Regions from separate parts of the Homo sapiens genome. Here region 2 is linked to region 1. The links are chromatin contacts, found by Hi-C in ENCODE. All regions are on one chromosome and are shown on one strand. Each heading gives the region's core, a stretch centred on a gene start or an enhancer-like site at or near the end of the contact. The rest is flanking DNA. Distances are from core to core; before and after follow the strand shown.

Region 1 (7,841 bases), core at 3,006-5,505:
GGAAACCCTTGGTCCTGAGAAAGGCCCCTGGAAGAGGCCAGCCCCGAGACTGTTTGGCTAGTGGTGGGGGTGGGCACCAGCTCTACCCCAGCCCTGTGAGTGCATCGTTCCCTTCTGTTCCTGTAGCTGATCTCCCTGCCCCAGCCTGCGATGGGAGGATCAGCAGTAAAATAAGTTGTCTAAGGTCGCGTGTCAGGATCCAAAGGAGAACCCGGTGCTCCAGCTGGCTGAGGGGAGAGTGGGGCCTCGGAGACAGCAGGGGCAGATTCCCCCAGCAGGGCAAAGCAACCCTGACCTCCAAGTTGCAAGGGAATAGGTGACTCAGGGAGTACCTCCTGCAGCCCTGCTGGTCTCAAGACTCCCACCTTCCAGGGCCTGGTCCTGTGCTCAGAAACCCCTCTGCATAGGGTGCTGATGAGTCCTCTGCAGCTCCCTCACCCAAGGGACCACACTGGGAAACCCAGTAGTTGTCTCGGCCATGGCACTAAGACCTTTGCACCCTGGCCATCTTGTTCCGGGACAGCCAGCATCTGTGGTGTGGTATAGAGACAAAGCTGCCACCTCCAGGACACTTGCTCCTTCCTGGCCTTCCTGCTGCCCTGAAACCTGTGGCCTGTGTGTTAGTGGAAACATTCTCAGTTTCATTGCTCAGTAAACCTTAGGTTATCCAAACTGCAAATAAAATGTTCTCTACTTTCTAGATTTTTATAACTTGCTATTTTGAGAGAAAGGGGATGGGGTTATGTGTGCAAATTAACATTTTCTTTTGGTTTATATAACTCCCTGTCTACGTAGTTTGAATTCTTTAATGTAGATGAAGTTTCACACTCCTGAATTTGGGAATGGTCATTGTATGGTGTTCACCCTGTGCCTAGCAGAGGCTCAGTGAACATCTGTGGTCAGAATGGACGTGTCCTTCGCAGATCAGGATGGTCGTGGGGCAGAACTCTGGTGCAGCTGTGAAGCTTCCCAAAATCCTCTGGAGTCTGTGGGCCTGGGCCGCATGGTGAAATTGGCTGTCATCTTCCTCGCTTTGCTTTCTGGCTGCTTGTTGGGGCTGAGTTGAGGCCCATCTGACTGTCTGGAGGTAGTGGGTATTCATCCGTTGTTGCTTGGCACCAGAGGGCAGGTAGATCCTGTGGCAAGTGGACAGGTGAGAGGCCCACCAAGGAGAGGTGAAATTGGGGGTGCCTCCTAGGGTATACATCGGACCCGCCCTGGGTCTGCAGCCCGGTGGCTTCTTGGGCAGACACTGCACTTGGCGGCTTCAGAGGTGAGGGCACAGAATGACGCGGGTCAGGGAGTCCCACCATGGGCCCTGCCCATGGGACTTGATGCTTGGGTCAGTGTACAGGTCAGGGCCTTCCTTGAACTAAAGGCTACGTGCACAGACTGACAGCTGACACTTGCTATAACTTACTGCTTTGAGAGAAAGAGAATGAGGGTTATGCGTGCCATTAATATTTTCCTTTGATTTCTCTCATATTTTGGTTTACATTATATCCTTTGCCTGGGTTTTGAGATGGTAAGATAAGAAGTTTGATAAATGGCATATATAAAAGCAGTTTTTTCCCTTCTAAATGGATATTTTTAAGAACAGTTTGATTTACAGAAACGTCTAGAAGGTTACATGGAGAGTTCCGTATCTCCTCACCTAGTTTCCTTATTATCATTTGACATTACATTAGTATGAGACATTTATTAAAATTAATGAACCAATTATCAATACATTAATATTAACTGAAGTCTACATTGTATTCTGATGATCTGATATCCTTTTTCCATCCCAGAATCCTGTCCAGTTTTTCACCTTGTATGTCACTGTCTTTCTCCTTAGGCCCCACATGGCGGTGGCAGTTTCACAGTCTTTCCTTATTTTTGATGACCTTGACAGTTTTGATTATGATAGTATATTTTGTGGATTGTCCCTCTACTGCAGTTTGTGTGATGTTTTTCTCATTCCTGGGCTGGGTTATGGGTTTCACAGAAGACTTTTTTTGTGTAATCTCTAAATAAAAAAATTCTTGAAAGAAAAAAGTGTAAGCCTTTGCCGGCCAATAATGAATCGCCCCACATAGCAGGTGGACGTGGGGGGTGTCTGGTTGTCCATCAGTAGGAGTCGCCCTTCCCTTATACCTGGGCCTGGTGGTCAGGCGGGGACTTCAGGAATTCAGCAGCCTTGCCTGCGTTCAGCTGACCAAAGACTTTTCCATGGAGCTGGGAAGACTGCCCAGGGGAGATAGGAAGAGGCACGTCGCACACACTGGGCTTCCCTGGAGACTTCTGGATTCTCGAGTTCACCCTGAGGCATTTACTGATCGACACATGGGCTAGTTCCTTTTTTGTTACATTTTAAAATTCTGGTGAGGTCGTTCCATTTATGGATAAGAAACCCCCAGGTGTGAAGGGCTCAGGTGATGTACCCAGAGTCACACAGCTCACGAGTCAGTGGCAGGACTGGAGATTACACTGAAGGTTGGTGCACTGTGCTCCCTGGCTTCTGTGCAGGTGTCACCCTCCTCCACCAGGCAGACTTTGAGTCGTGCAAACAGAAAAGATGCTGCCCACACTTCAGGGCCATGCTTCCAGTCCCCGTGAGCTACCCCCAGCAGGCTCCTGTACGAAACATGACAGCACTTTCTAGGGTGCTTGGCCGTGCCTGCTTCCCCCGTTACATCTGCGCACCCTGCTTGCCTTCCGTTCCTGCCCTGCACTCACCTAGCATGGTGCATGCACCTGACTGCTTAGAAGGCACGGGACGTTCTGACTTGATGTTTTCCCGATTTCTCGCTGGTCCTGATGTTGGTAGCTCCATGTGACACAAAGCATTGAGTCTCTGGCTCTGCTGGGGTTAGGATTTGGGATGTGGCTTGGTAGAGGGGTGGCTGCCTGTGCCTAGCCATCGCCATGTTAACAGAAGCTGTGATGTAGGGGCTCATAGCTCACATCCCTCAGCCAAGAGCCACTGGTCACTCAGACGTTGTCCTGGGTGTTAGGACATCAGCCTGAGCATTAGAGGGAGTTCACCATCAAGAAGATGACGGCTTTTTTTTTTTGGCTAGAGTGCCATGGCACAATCAGGGCTCACTGTAACCTCTGCCTTCTGGGCTCAAGCGATCCTCCCACCTCAGCCACCTGGGTAGCTGGGATTACAGGCGCATGCCACCAAGCCAGGCTAATTTTTGTATTTTTCTTAGGACAGGGTTTCGCCATGTTGCCCAGGCTGGTCTCAAGCTATCCTAGGCTCAAGCTATCCGCCCACCTCAGCCTCCCAAAGTGTTGGGATTATAGGTGAGAGTCACCACACCCAGCCGATGATGGCATTTTTCTGATAGACTGGAAAGCCAGCTGAATGAAATAGCTAGAAGAGGACAGTGACCCTCAGCTTCTTCATATGGAGCACGAATGGATGTAAATTTAGTGGGATTTCTTTTCCACTGGGGCTGGCCACAAGAGCTGGCAGTGTGCTCCTACAGTGAGTCCCTCCTCTAACTTTACCTCCCACTTTCTCCCTCCGGCCCCCTTAGCTCTCAGCTCAGAGACCCACAAAAACAAATCCTGGGGAGCTGACTGCGCAGGATGTGGACTTGGTATTTCCCTGATACTGGCATTTGTTAGCCGGATCCTGCCTCTTCCCTTCGCCACCTCGCCTTCCCCAAAGCCCCTGCGGGCTTTGCTCTTCCTTCCCTTTATTTTGCTGAAGTTGACAGTCAGGTATGAGCTGCATTAAAATGTTGACTCATCCTTGGGTTGTTTTCAATTTTTTAAAAAGTGCACATTGAGAAAAGCACAGATTCATGTGTGCAGCACAGGAAATCATCACAAAGAGAACAAGGCTCTTGTTGGGGGCATTTGAGTTCAAGCAGAGTGCCCCAGTTGCAAGACTTCCATTTGGATCTGATGATGGCTGGACCTCCCTGGAAAGACTGGAACCTGAAGAGCCCAGTCAAAGAACAGTCTGTCAAGCAGCCCCTCCGCAACCACAGTTTTTGTGCAGAGTGGTTTGGGGAGCCCATGGAATGGGGACAGTACGATGTATTTTCTAGTGGCAAACATTTCATCATCAAGTGAGAGTTTCTTTGCTGGGCATTTCCTGTTCTGTGTGAAACAGTTGTGGTTACCTGTGGGTGTGTTTCAGATAATCATTAGAGCATATTCTCTGCTCGTTAAGCAGTAAAACCAGTGAGGTGGGGAAGCTTGTGAAACTGAAATCCCAAATATGCAAAACTTGGCAAGAAAGTAGAGAAGAGCCAGACCAGCTCTGAGCTAAGTCACCAAACCAGAAAGGTTTCATTCTTTGTCTTTTCTTCCTCTGTCTTTAACCACAAGCCTTGGGCTGAATCCCCACATCTCACTACACAGTCAGGGAAGCAGGGTCAAGGCTGACTGGGGACACTGGCGTGGCGGGAATGGGTGAAGTCTCCTGGGTGGATAGTCACCTCTCTGCCTTTTTTGAAACTAAACTTCTCTGATTTTTATTTCAAGTTGTCCTGAAGAACATGATTCTAAAACAGATTCAGAGCACGCACTCTGACTATAAATAGAACATAAGGCAAACTTGGACAATGGATTGTGGCACTTTTTTTTCATGTACCTGAAATTCTTAGAGTTGGGGCTCTCTTCCCTTGAGAAGTAGAACTGCTATTCTTCGGAGACCGATGGGTGACCTCAGCATTGTCCTCACCAAGAACGCTGTTTCCCCAGGGATTGCACCCCTCCCACCACAGTTATTTTTCTCTGAAGGCCTGAGTTTGGAAGAAGTACTTGCCTGTTCCCGTAATTATGGAAACCGGAAGGTAACTTACCTGTTTGTGCCTGGCCTAATTCAGATTAGAAAAAGATCAATCCATTGTTGTCTAATGGACAGGGGACAAATGATGAAGAAAACAGAAATAGCCCATAAAATGATAGGGATGTCCCGGCTCCCAGGCAAACTCTGGTGAAAACCGAGGAGACTATGGTGTTCCCTGAGGTATTCACCATCTAACTGTCTTCCACACCATATATATAAGCTGTTTATAAATTCTTTGTCCTGGCCAAAAATACAAAACCTACTGGCAGTGATTTATTTTTTTAATGCATTTTAAATAACTGGATTCCTATGTGGAATTGGAGTTGGATAATTAAATTACGATGGCCTCTAAAGTTGGGGTGCGGGGGGTTGAGGGCTTCAGCAGAGAGCACCCCTGGAAGGTGGCACTGCAGCCTGGGGGTGGGGGAAAACCGTGCCTGATGGAGTTGCTGCAGGGGTCCCTACACGGGGTGTCCACCCTTCTTGCCCAGACACCCTGTGGCTTTGAGAATCGCTGTGACATAGCCACGGGAGAGCTGTGTCTGCTTAATGCTTTTGTTTACTTTGGAAGTTTGTCCTACATGAATGAATTCGCAAAACTTACATTCCCCGTAAAGCTGTCACTGAGAGAAAACACAGCAATAACTCAGGTGATGTAGTTAAACCACCATTGAGTTTGCGCCATCCATGAGCTGATAAATCGTACAGCTTCATTTGGTAGGAATCAGCAATTTTATGTGGCAATTAATTTTTACTACTGTAGGGGAGCCAGAGGATGAGCATTTTACTTCGGTTTTGTGTGTGTTGAGAGAAACTTAACGGTTTTGCCACAGCAAGAAAGGATCGTGCATGAGGCCTTTCGCACGAGTCGACGTGTTTGGGTGTTATCCTGGGGTGTCCTTGCCAGCTTTTGTTGGTTCCTCACGTGGGCAGAAGAGTGAATGCTCAGTCCCCATCGGGGTGCCACAGGCCTCATGACGTGTGGGGTAAAACACGTATGTGGCTTGCGGAGAAATAAATTCTCCGTATTTCTTAAGTATGATGTTTTTCCCCACCAGACCGATTCGCCCATGCTGTTTCCACATCAGAGATGAAGATGTGCGCAGAGTAACACGTAATTAGCTTTCCAGATTGCTTCGTAGAAGGATAATGTGATAATTTTCCCATTGTTCGTTTTTGGTTCCACCAATGATGGCCATTTAGCACAGCACACAGTTGCGGCTGAGGTCCAGCTCGAGGCTGGCCGAGGCTGTGCACAGCTGCCCAGGGCCCTGCCTCGCTGCTGGGGAGCTGTCCTTTCTTTGGCTGAGCTCTCTTCCTGTGGAGGCCCAGCCTGCTCACTGGAACGCCAGAAAGATCATCTGAGCATAGTTGTCTGTTCAGCCAGCCTCTCTTGGGGCCATTAGGAAAACGGGTGCACAGCAGATGTTGTTCCTTGGGTGCCCTCAGTGGTTTATTTTTTATTTTATTTTATTTTTTTGAGATAGAGTCTCGCTTTGTTGCCCAGGCGCCCAGTGGCGCAATCTCAGCTCAGTGCAACCTCCATCTCCCAGGTTCAAGAGATTATCCTGCCTCAACCCTCCTGAGTAGCTGGGATTACAGGCGTGTGCCACCGCACCCGGCTAATTTTTTGTATTTTTAGTAGAGAGGAGGTTTCATCATGTTGACCAGGCTGGTCTTAAACTGACCTCAGGTGATCCAGCTGCCTTGGCTTCCCAAAGTGCTGGGATTATAGGTGTGAGCTACCGCACCCGGTCCCTCCGTATTTTTTATTACTGATGGCAGCGACCCTAACCCTAACTCTAACCCCTCGCGCTGAGTTCTGCTGCGTGCTGCCAGCGGGTGTCTGCTGTCCCAGAACCTCCCCGCAGCCTTCAGAGTTGTCCCCACGTTACAGTGTTAGAGCTTTAAACAGGACAGACTTAAAAAAGCAGATGTCCTCATCACCCTCATTTCACGTGCGTTCTCTTACAGACACACCCTACTAGGCCATTATACAGTAAACCCTAGCTTCTATTACATCAACAAATAGTTCAGTGTATTTTCCTAAAATAAAAGGACTAACATTTGCTGAGTTTTGAGAGCACCCCTGTGTCCCCCCATTCAGGGGCACCTCTTTCTAGTAGTCCAGAACCGAGGCTGGACTCAGTCGTCCCCTGCTCACCCCGTTTTCCCCTGTAGGCACCGTTTTGAGTCCGCTGGGTTCTGCTTCTCCAGCCCTGGTGGGAGCAGTCGCTAAGGGCCCTCTCGGTTTAGCAATTGAAACAGGAAGTGAAACACACAGGAGTTTAGGTCCATCACAAACTCAGGGCGTGGACGATCCCTGGGCTACCCGGCTTCGGTCCCACCTCCACCCCAGCTGTGTCTTTGGCCCGTTGTTTTCTACCCTGGGCCTCTGTTTAGTCATTTTAGATGAGGAAAGCATACCTGGTTCCTAAGACTGTTGGGAGGAATGAGTGAATTCATGCAAAGTGACGGGAACAGTGTCCAGGATGCCGTGAGCCGGGGAGCCTGCTTATTGCTACAGCTGCTCCTCTCAGTAAGGGTGTGACAGTTGCAGTGACCGTGAGGAGGTGGCACCTCACCGAGGTGCATCTGAGAACCCAGGAATGCAGGCCAGCTCACAGGTCCAGGATGCTGCACGGGGGCTCCGTCTGGCCTGTGGTACCAGCTCTCAGTTGCCTCTGGCTTGGTGTGGGGGCCTCAGGCTTTGCTGCCGTAGACGCTGTTATATCCTCCCATACCCAGATCACCTGGTGTCTGAGTCCCAGGCCACTCCTGGAACTGGGATGTGTGGGATTTGGTGTCAAACTGGCTGTTCCTTGGAGCAAGGAGGAGGAGAGGTGAGGGAGGTCCTGTTCCTGGCGCTGCAGGGCCTGTACCCCTTCCTGTCCACAGGCCTTCTCTGGCCTTCCCCTGGGGCAGCTAGGGGTGTGGAGCAGGGCGGCTGCCAGTGGAGCCACCGTCAAGGGAAGTGTGGGTGTCGCCCCGGATGCCCAGCGAGAGCTTTCCCCTGAACCAGAGTGTCTGGTGCCAACAGCGCCACCAG
Region 2 (7,841 bases), core at 2,091-4,590, 140 kb before region 1:
AGTAAATGAATGAATTCATGCACTGCAGGTATAATGCCTGTGGATACTGGAATCAGGCCTGGGTTTGAACTCTAGCTTCCTTGCTTAGGAATGGGTGACCTTGTACAACTCACTTCATCTCTCTGAGCCTGTTTCCTCGTCTGTAAATGGTAGGTAATCATAGCACCTGCCTCGCTTCCCTGAGGTAAGAAGAACTTGAGATAATGCATGTAAGTGCCAAGCACCAAGCATCAATAAATGCTAACTACTGTTGTTATTGCTGATATGGTACATAATTGAATGCATGTACTGTTTTTGGGATACAGACTTAGGAAGCCTAGTCATTTGCTATACTCATCTGATATTTGGCAGAGGGGAGGTGGGGAGAGAGGTTGAGAAGGGCAGGTAGAAGGATTTTCCTTGGCATCACGGCCAGCAAGTTTGGCCACCCTTTGTGTTCTTGTTCTGTGTATGAAGAGCCCCCTCTGACTTCATTAGTCATGAGTGCAGCAGCAAGCAATAAGTTAATTTCTAACTGTGGTACTTGATAAATTTTCCATTTACCTCATTAGTTTTTACAGCCTGCAATATTTGTGAGAACACTTCCAATTAACCATATGGGAAGCTTCAGTATGGAATCACAACAATTTTTTAAAATGTGTTATTTAACCAAATAAGAATCACAGTCCCCAGAAATAAAAATGCTAGAAACCAGCAATTGATTCCCTGGGAAGGTATTTCCAGGAGGTTGTTGGTCGGGATTCTGAAAGGGGTTCACCTGGAGAGGAAGAGGCTGACCTGGACACTCCCCCTGCATCCCCAAAGGGAGTTCTGGGAGGGCTCCCACAGGGGAAGGGCTCCTGGCACCAAAGCCAGAGCACGTGACTGGGTGTCTGGAGGGCCCGTTCTGAAATCTCACCTATAGCATAGCTGTATGTGCTCCTCCTTGATTTAGCTATTAAGCATTCCTCAACTTCTTTTATTTTTTTTTTATTTTTTTTTATTTTGAGACAGTCTCAGTCCATTGTCCAGGCTGGAATGCAGTGGCACGATCATAGTTCACTACACCCTCAATATCCCGGGCTCAAGGGAACCTGCTACCTCAGCCTCCTGAGTAGCTGGGACCACAGGCATGTGTCACCATGCCCGACTGATTTTTTTTTTTTTTTATGGAATTTCGCTCTTGTTGCCCAGGCTGGAGTGCAATGGCGCGATCTTGGCTCACTGCAACCACCGCCTCCCAGGTTCAAGCAATTCTCCTGCCTCAGCCTCCCAAGTAGCTAGGATTACAGGCATGTGCCACCACACCGGGCTAATTTTGTATTTTTATGGGGTTTCTCCATGTTGGTCAGGCTGGTCTTGAACTCCTGACCTCAGGTGATCCACACACCTTGGCCTCCCAAAGTGCTGGGATTACAGGCATGAGCCTCCGTGCCCAGCCTGATTCTTTTTTTATATTCAGCAGAGATAGGGTCTCACTATATTACCCCGGCTGGTCTCAAACTCCTGAGCTCAAGCAGTCCCCCGACCTTGGCCTCCCAAAGTGCTGTGATTATAAGTGTGAGCAACTACACCTGGCCTCAACTTCTTTTCTTTGTTTTGTTTGGTTTAGTTTGAGACAGGGTCTCACTCTGTCACCCAGACTGGAGCGCAGTGGTGCAATCACAGCTCACTGCAACCTCAAGCTCCTGGGCTCAAGCAATCTTCCTATCTCAGCCTCCTGAGTGGCTGGGACTACAGGCATATACCACCATGCCCTGCTATTTTTTTACTTTTTGTAGAGACAGGGTCTCACTATGTTGCCCAGGCTGGTCTCCTGCCTTGGCCTCCCAAAGTGCTGGGGTTATAGGTGTGAGCCAGCATGCCTGGCCCTCTTTTCTTCATTGATGATCACCAGAAGCCTGTGAGATGGGAAGTGGTCTTCCTGTTTCATAGCTAATGGGACCAAGGACCGGAGGGATTCCAAGACTGCCAACGAAAGTGCATGACCCCGCTGGGGCTCAGGCCAGGTTTTCTGAAGCTGACTCCTACAGACTGGGGACTCACTCCATACTCAGGCCTTTCCTAGGGGCCGTGATTGGGCTACCTGCACATTCTCTGGGATGAACCTCCCAGGCCTCGGGCTGAGCTTATGGCTAAGGCTGGGCCATCAGATATGTCATTCCCCTGATGCCAAGAGTGGTCCAAGCCATAGGCAGAGGCTCCAAATGTGTCCCCAGAAGTCTGCATCCTGGAATCAGGAGAAAGGCATTCAGAATTCTGTCCTGGGGCTAAGTGGGAGAAGCAAATCCAGAAATACCAGCAGCCACATTCTTGACCATGAAAGAGAATTTGGCCTGCGGTAGGAGGTGGCGACACCAGCATGCAGAGAAGCCAGCAGATGTGGGGTGAAGTGTGGGTGTGAGGAGGGGAACAAGAGACAACAACTGCCAAGCTGATGATGCCCCTGATCCCTGGGGCCAGCTCCATCCCTGCCTATGCCAGTAAGTCCCCCGGCCACCCAGGCTAGCTTGAGTAGGGTTTCTGTCACTGCAACCAAGTAACAGAACCGAAGTCTCAGTTTCCTCATTTATAAACTAACTTAGGGAGATGAGATCAGCTGGTTTTTGTTTTGTTTTGTTTTGTTTTTGAGAAAGAGTCTCGCTCTGTTGCCCAGGCTGGAGTGCAGTGGCACGATCTCGGCTCACTGCAAGCTCCGCCTCCTGGGTTCAAGCAATTCTCTGCCTCAGTCTCCCTCATAGCTGAGATTACAGGCACCCACCACCACGCCTGGCTAATTTTTTTTTTATTTTTATTTTTAGTAGAGACGGGGTTTCACCATCTTGGCCAGGCTGAGATCAGCTGTTTTCAAACTGCCTCCAGAGCACTGGGAAGACCCACAGGCTGGGGGATAGGATGGAGGGGGATACCTGGGGTTCCCAACCCCACGTTGGGCTTCTGAGCAAAGTGTTCTTGGATTCTGAGTCTAAACAAAGTGTAAAAACCACAGGCTCAGGTGACTCATTCAGCTGAACTCTCGGCTTTCACACATTGGCCCCAGGAAAAACCTGGGATTTAGCCCCGTGGGCACCTCTGTCCATGGTTCCATTGACGTGGAACCGTGTCAGTGGTTCATGGGGGCTGGTCATGGGGGCTGCCCAGGTCCTTCCTCTTTCTCTCACTCTGTGCATGAGTTACTCAGAGCAGCTTTTCTGTTGTAGAACAAGGAGCGTGTGGACCTGCTGCTGACTCATTCTGTTTCTCTGCTCTGTCAAAGTGAACTCCTTCACCTGCAGAGTGGACAAAGATTCAGGTTTCTGGCCTCTGTCACTGTCTGCAGGTGCAGTGGCCCAGGCTCAGGACTGGCAGTTGAAAGACATGGGTCTGACTCAGACCTGGTGCAGCACTGAGACCATTAACCTACAAGAACAAAATGCCCAAGCCCAGGAGGCTTTATGAATTCAGATTTTTTTTTTTTGAGACAGGGTTGCACTCTGTTGCCCCATCCGTAATGCAGTGGTGTGATCATAGCTCACCGCAACCTCAAACTCCTGGGCTCAAGTGATCCTCACACATCAGCCTCCCAAAGCGCTGGAATTATAGGTATGAGCCACCACATCCAGCCTTCAGATTTTTCCCATCCCCAGAAGGAGATATCCAGCAACGGGTGAGATATGGACTTGTCCATGTTTTAACAATATCATCACTAAAGCCACAGGGCCCTCTGTCTTTCTGCCATGCCATCCTTAGTGTGATGGGTAGGGTCAACTGCCCATTTGCTCTCAGCTCCATTCTCTGCTCTGCCTTGTTTCAGAGAACTGCAGTTCCCAGGATTCTAGGGAGTTCAGCCAATGGGAGGCACTGATGGAGGATTGAAGGGCAGATGGAGTGAGTCGGGCATGTCTCTGCCTCCCTCTGTGCTTCCTGCAGCATCTCTGGCAGTGATTGAACCTCTGCTGTACGTAGCTCAAGCTCCCATCAGACACCACCCTGATGCTCCCAGCTCCTTCCAAGAGGCTCTCGGCTGTAACTTCAGATCCCAGCTCCAGCTTCTGGGTGCTTACTCCTTCCTCCTCTGTCCCTCCAGCCCTAGGAGTGTTAACAGTATCTGTAATTGCTGACCTCTTGGGGCAGGGGAGGTGCTTTGGCATTCCCCTTTGGCTTATCAGTCTTCCATCATCTATGTAAGCAATCACTGCATTAATTTCCTCTGTTTTAAACACCTAGAGTGGTTCCTGTCTCCTGGCTACACACCAGCTAATTAGCAGTCAACTTCAAATTTTGCTCTCATGGCTGTAAGATAGCTGCTGCAGCTCCAGTCATCACATACTCGCCACAAACACATTGAAAGTCAAAAAGAAAGACAGTTTCTCCTTGCTGGCTTCTTTTTGCCAGGGAAGTAGACCCTTTCCAGAATTGGGCAGGATTGAGTCAGTGCCCATGCTGCAGCTGGAAGAGAGGACAGAAAGGTGAGCAGCCAGCATTTTTAGCCCGTATAATGTGAGATGAGCTCTTCAAGCAAGACAAAGGGAGTTGGGCAATGGCTGCTGAGTAGCATCCAATCATGTCTGCCACATGCACTTTGAGCATGACCTTGCTCAAGTCACCTCCTGTCTCAGGGCCTCAGCCTCCTCATCTGCAAAATGGGGGACTTTGGTGAGATCAGTGCTTCAAACTGTGCTCTTTAGAGCCCTAAGGTTCGTAGGAGGTCCCTGTGGGGCCACTGCAGGGCCACTGTAGGGGTCAGGGAGTGCGGTCTGAGCAGGTAGGATCCTATCCCAACTTAAACAAGAACAGTTTCATTTGATCTTTTTGGAAACAAAAGAATTCTGCTGGATTCACTGATTATTAATGCCCCTAGCAGCCCTCTCAAGGACCCAGATTTAACGTTATAGATCAATTTATAAAAATGAGGAAATAACCAGGATGATGTTCTTGCTAAGAATGATCCATTAGCTTTGGGGGTTACTCATAATAAACTTTGGAGATTGATTAAGCTTCTTGGCTCTTTGCCAGCTACTAACCAATCTGCATGATGCTGCAGACTCTAGACATGAAGCGAAGACATTCTCCCTGAAATATTCTTGACTCTCTCTCTGTTCTCTTCAATTATGAGAAGGCAAATACTTTACATATATACAATTATTTTAAACTCTTTATCTTGCACAGAGGAATTGATCCTTGCAGGTCTTTCTTGCTGGCCTTGACACTGATGAATCGCATTAGAGATGGTCTCAGAAAGGGAAGACATGGCCCCTAATGGATGGCTCTTCTCATCTTAATTTTTCCCCTGGAGGGTCTTCTCCATCTGGAATCTTCCTTACTTCCCTTTGTGGATTTAACTCTGTAAATGCCATGCCAGCATCAACACCCACTTTATTTCTGTTGTTTGAAGGCCTCTTTTACATCAAAGGTTCAAAGGCACAGACTGAGAACAGCAAAACCCTAAGAAGCCTCCAGGCACTCATCAAGGCTCAGCCCTGCGCTGAGAAGAGCTGACACCATCTCACAGGTACCTTCAAGGATTATCTCTTAAACACCTACCCTGTGACCCACATGGTCAGAAAGCAATCCTAGGCCCTCAAATTGTTTCGCCGTTTCACATTCTCTTACTTGGATCTGTGGGTCCTTGAAGCTGTTCGGTTAGCACCTTGAATTCTGTCTGGCACAAATCAGACAATGCAAGTGATGTCATCCCCATGTTACAGATGAAGAACTGGAGGCCCAAATAGCTGAATGGCTAACTGTCTCGCCCAAGGTCACACAGGTAATAACAAGGTCAGCAGTTGCACTCAGCTCTGATAATTCCGAGTTGAATGCCCTAGCATGGGGTTTGACTCGTAGGAGATGCTCGATAGATTCCACTCTCTTTCCTCCTCCTCTCTTCCTCTGGACTATCTCTGTGGATTCAGCGCAGATGAAACAGGTGGGTCCAGGTGTGCCCGGCCTTCTGGCGACCTCACAGGATCTGCTGGGGCCTATGTTACAAGGCAGTTTTTCTGCATCAATTACCATATAAAATAGGAATATGGTCTCATTATGAACTATTCAAATAATACAGGTTAAAATAATACAAATAATACAACTCAAGTCCCCTCAGAACCTCACTTCCAATTCCAGACTCCTTTCCAAAGTAACTCCTGGCATTTGTACAGTGTGGATCTTTCCAGATTTGTTTCTATGAACTTATCAGTAGAAGCATATAAAACTATCGGCTGGGCACAGTGGCTCACGCCTGTAATCCCAGCCCTTTAGGAGGTCAAGGCAGGAGGATCACTTGAGTCCAGGAGTTCAAGACCAGCCTGGGCAATGTAGGGAGACCCCATCTCTATAAAATATTTTAAAAATTAGCTCAATGTGGTGATGCACACCTGTAGTCCCAGCTACTCAGGAAACTGAGGCAAGAGAATCGCCTGAACCCGGGAGGTCAAGGCTGCAGTGAGCTGTGATTGTGCCACTGCACTCCAGCCTGGGCGACAGAGTGAGACACCATCTCAAAAAATAAACAAATAAATATAAATATAAATAACAAGCATATAAAAATATCATTTAAAGAAATATGTAGTTGAGTTTTTTTATCTGCTGGGCTTTTATTAATTTAAACAGTATCATACTCTATGTATCTTTTGCAACTTGCTTTGCAGAATGTTCCAAATCACTGTGTACATATTGGCCTCATTTGTCTTTTTTCTACAGTTTAGTGGCCCAATCCTCAGTATGGATGTGTTGTTAATTTGTTTAACCAGTCCCTTATTGATGAACATACGGGTTTCTCCAGAGTCTCACATTAAAAACAATGCTGCAATGGACATCCTTGTCTTGGCTTCTTAAGCATGCATGAGTATTTCTCTGGAGAAAAAAAAAAAATGAGTATTTCTGTAGAAAAAAAAAAAAAGAAACTGTGCCAGGAGTTCCAGACCAGCCTGGACAACAAAGCAAGACCCCATCTCTACAAAAGGAAAAAATTGTTTTAATTAGCTGGGCACGGTGGCACACACCTGTGGTTCCAGCTACCACTTAGGAGGCAAGCAGGAGGATCGCTTCAGCTCGCAAGTTTGAGGCTGCAGTGAACTGTGATTGTGCCACTGTACCCCACCCTGGGCAACAGGGTGAGACACTCATCTCTGAGAAAATAAAAAATAAAAATATCATAATCTAAGTTAAAAGAAGGAGACTGGGAGAAAACAATTGTAACATACATGACAGACAAGGTATTAATAAGCAGATTATACAAAGAAATGTTTCAATTTAATAATAAAAATTCAACGCAATAGAAAAATGGGCAAAGAATATATGAGGCAATTCATCGAAGAAATACACATGGCCAATAAGCATATAAAAAGTTGCCTCGGCCGGGCATAGTGGCTCATACCTATAATCCCAGCATTTTGGGAGGCTGAGGCAGGCGGATTGCCTGAGGTCAGGAGTTCGACACCAGTCTGGCCAATATGGTGAAACCCCGTCTCTACTAAAAATAGAAAAAAAATTAGCTCGGTGGGGTGGCGTGTGCCTGTAATCCCAGCTACTCAGGAGGCTGAGGGGAATTGCTTCAACCAGGGAGGTGGAGGTTGCAATGAGCCAAGTTCGCACCACTGCACTCCAGCCTGGGCGACAGAGCAAGACTCCATCTCAAAAAAAAAAAAAAAAAAAAAAGGTTGCTTCACCTCACTGGGAATCAAGAAAAAGCAAATTAAAACAGCAGTAAGATACCTTTTTTACTCACTGGATTAGCCCAAATCTCAGACATTGGCAAGAGTCTGGGGAAATGGATACAGTGCTGGATGGCAAATTGCTCCTGTCTTTTGGAGGCAGTTTCCACTTGTGGAACAACAATGTTTCTCACTATCTACTTGTTCATGCCAGGCACACATCATATACCTGAT

What was found. Hi-C counts contacts between places; a loop is a spot of excess contacts on that map. Pooled maps may share reads with other maps.
Region 2: a loop to region 1 is called in a map of GM12878, with 3 times the contacts of the local background. The contact joins two enhancer-like sites. A Hi-C loop is called at or near these places in 1 of 168 maps with a recorded cell type or tissue (GM12878), 26 of 37 single-sample maps with no recorded cell type and 5 of 50 pooled maps.

The regions. Positions count from the first base shown.
Region 1 is chr10:125,061,290-125,069,130 of GRCh38, reverse strand. The region is part of intron 2 of CTBP2 (C-terminal binding protein 2); the gene reads left to right. Among named protein-coding and RNA genes, the nearest start is that of MIR4296, 32 kb to the right of the region's middle. RefSeq lists enhancers at 5,551-6,148, 6,904-6,983, 7,394-7,443 and a silencer at 7,322-7,523. Within about 2 kb of position 4,255, at least 15 of the 41 ENCODE cell types and tissues checked have a DNase peak (open chromatin) inside an H3K27ac peak, as active enhancers do.
Region 2 is chr10:125,196,595-125,204,435 of GRCh38, reverse strand. No RefSeq gene overlaps it. Among named protein-coding and RNA genes, the nearest start is that of CTBP2, 40 kb to the right of the region's middle. RefSeq lists an enhancer at 2,611-2,730. Within about 2 kb of position 3,340, at least 2 of the 41 ENCODE cell types and tissues checked have a DNase peak (open chromatin) inside an H3K27ac peak, as active enhancers do.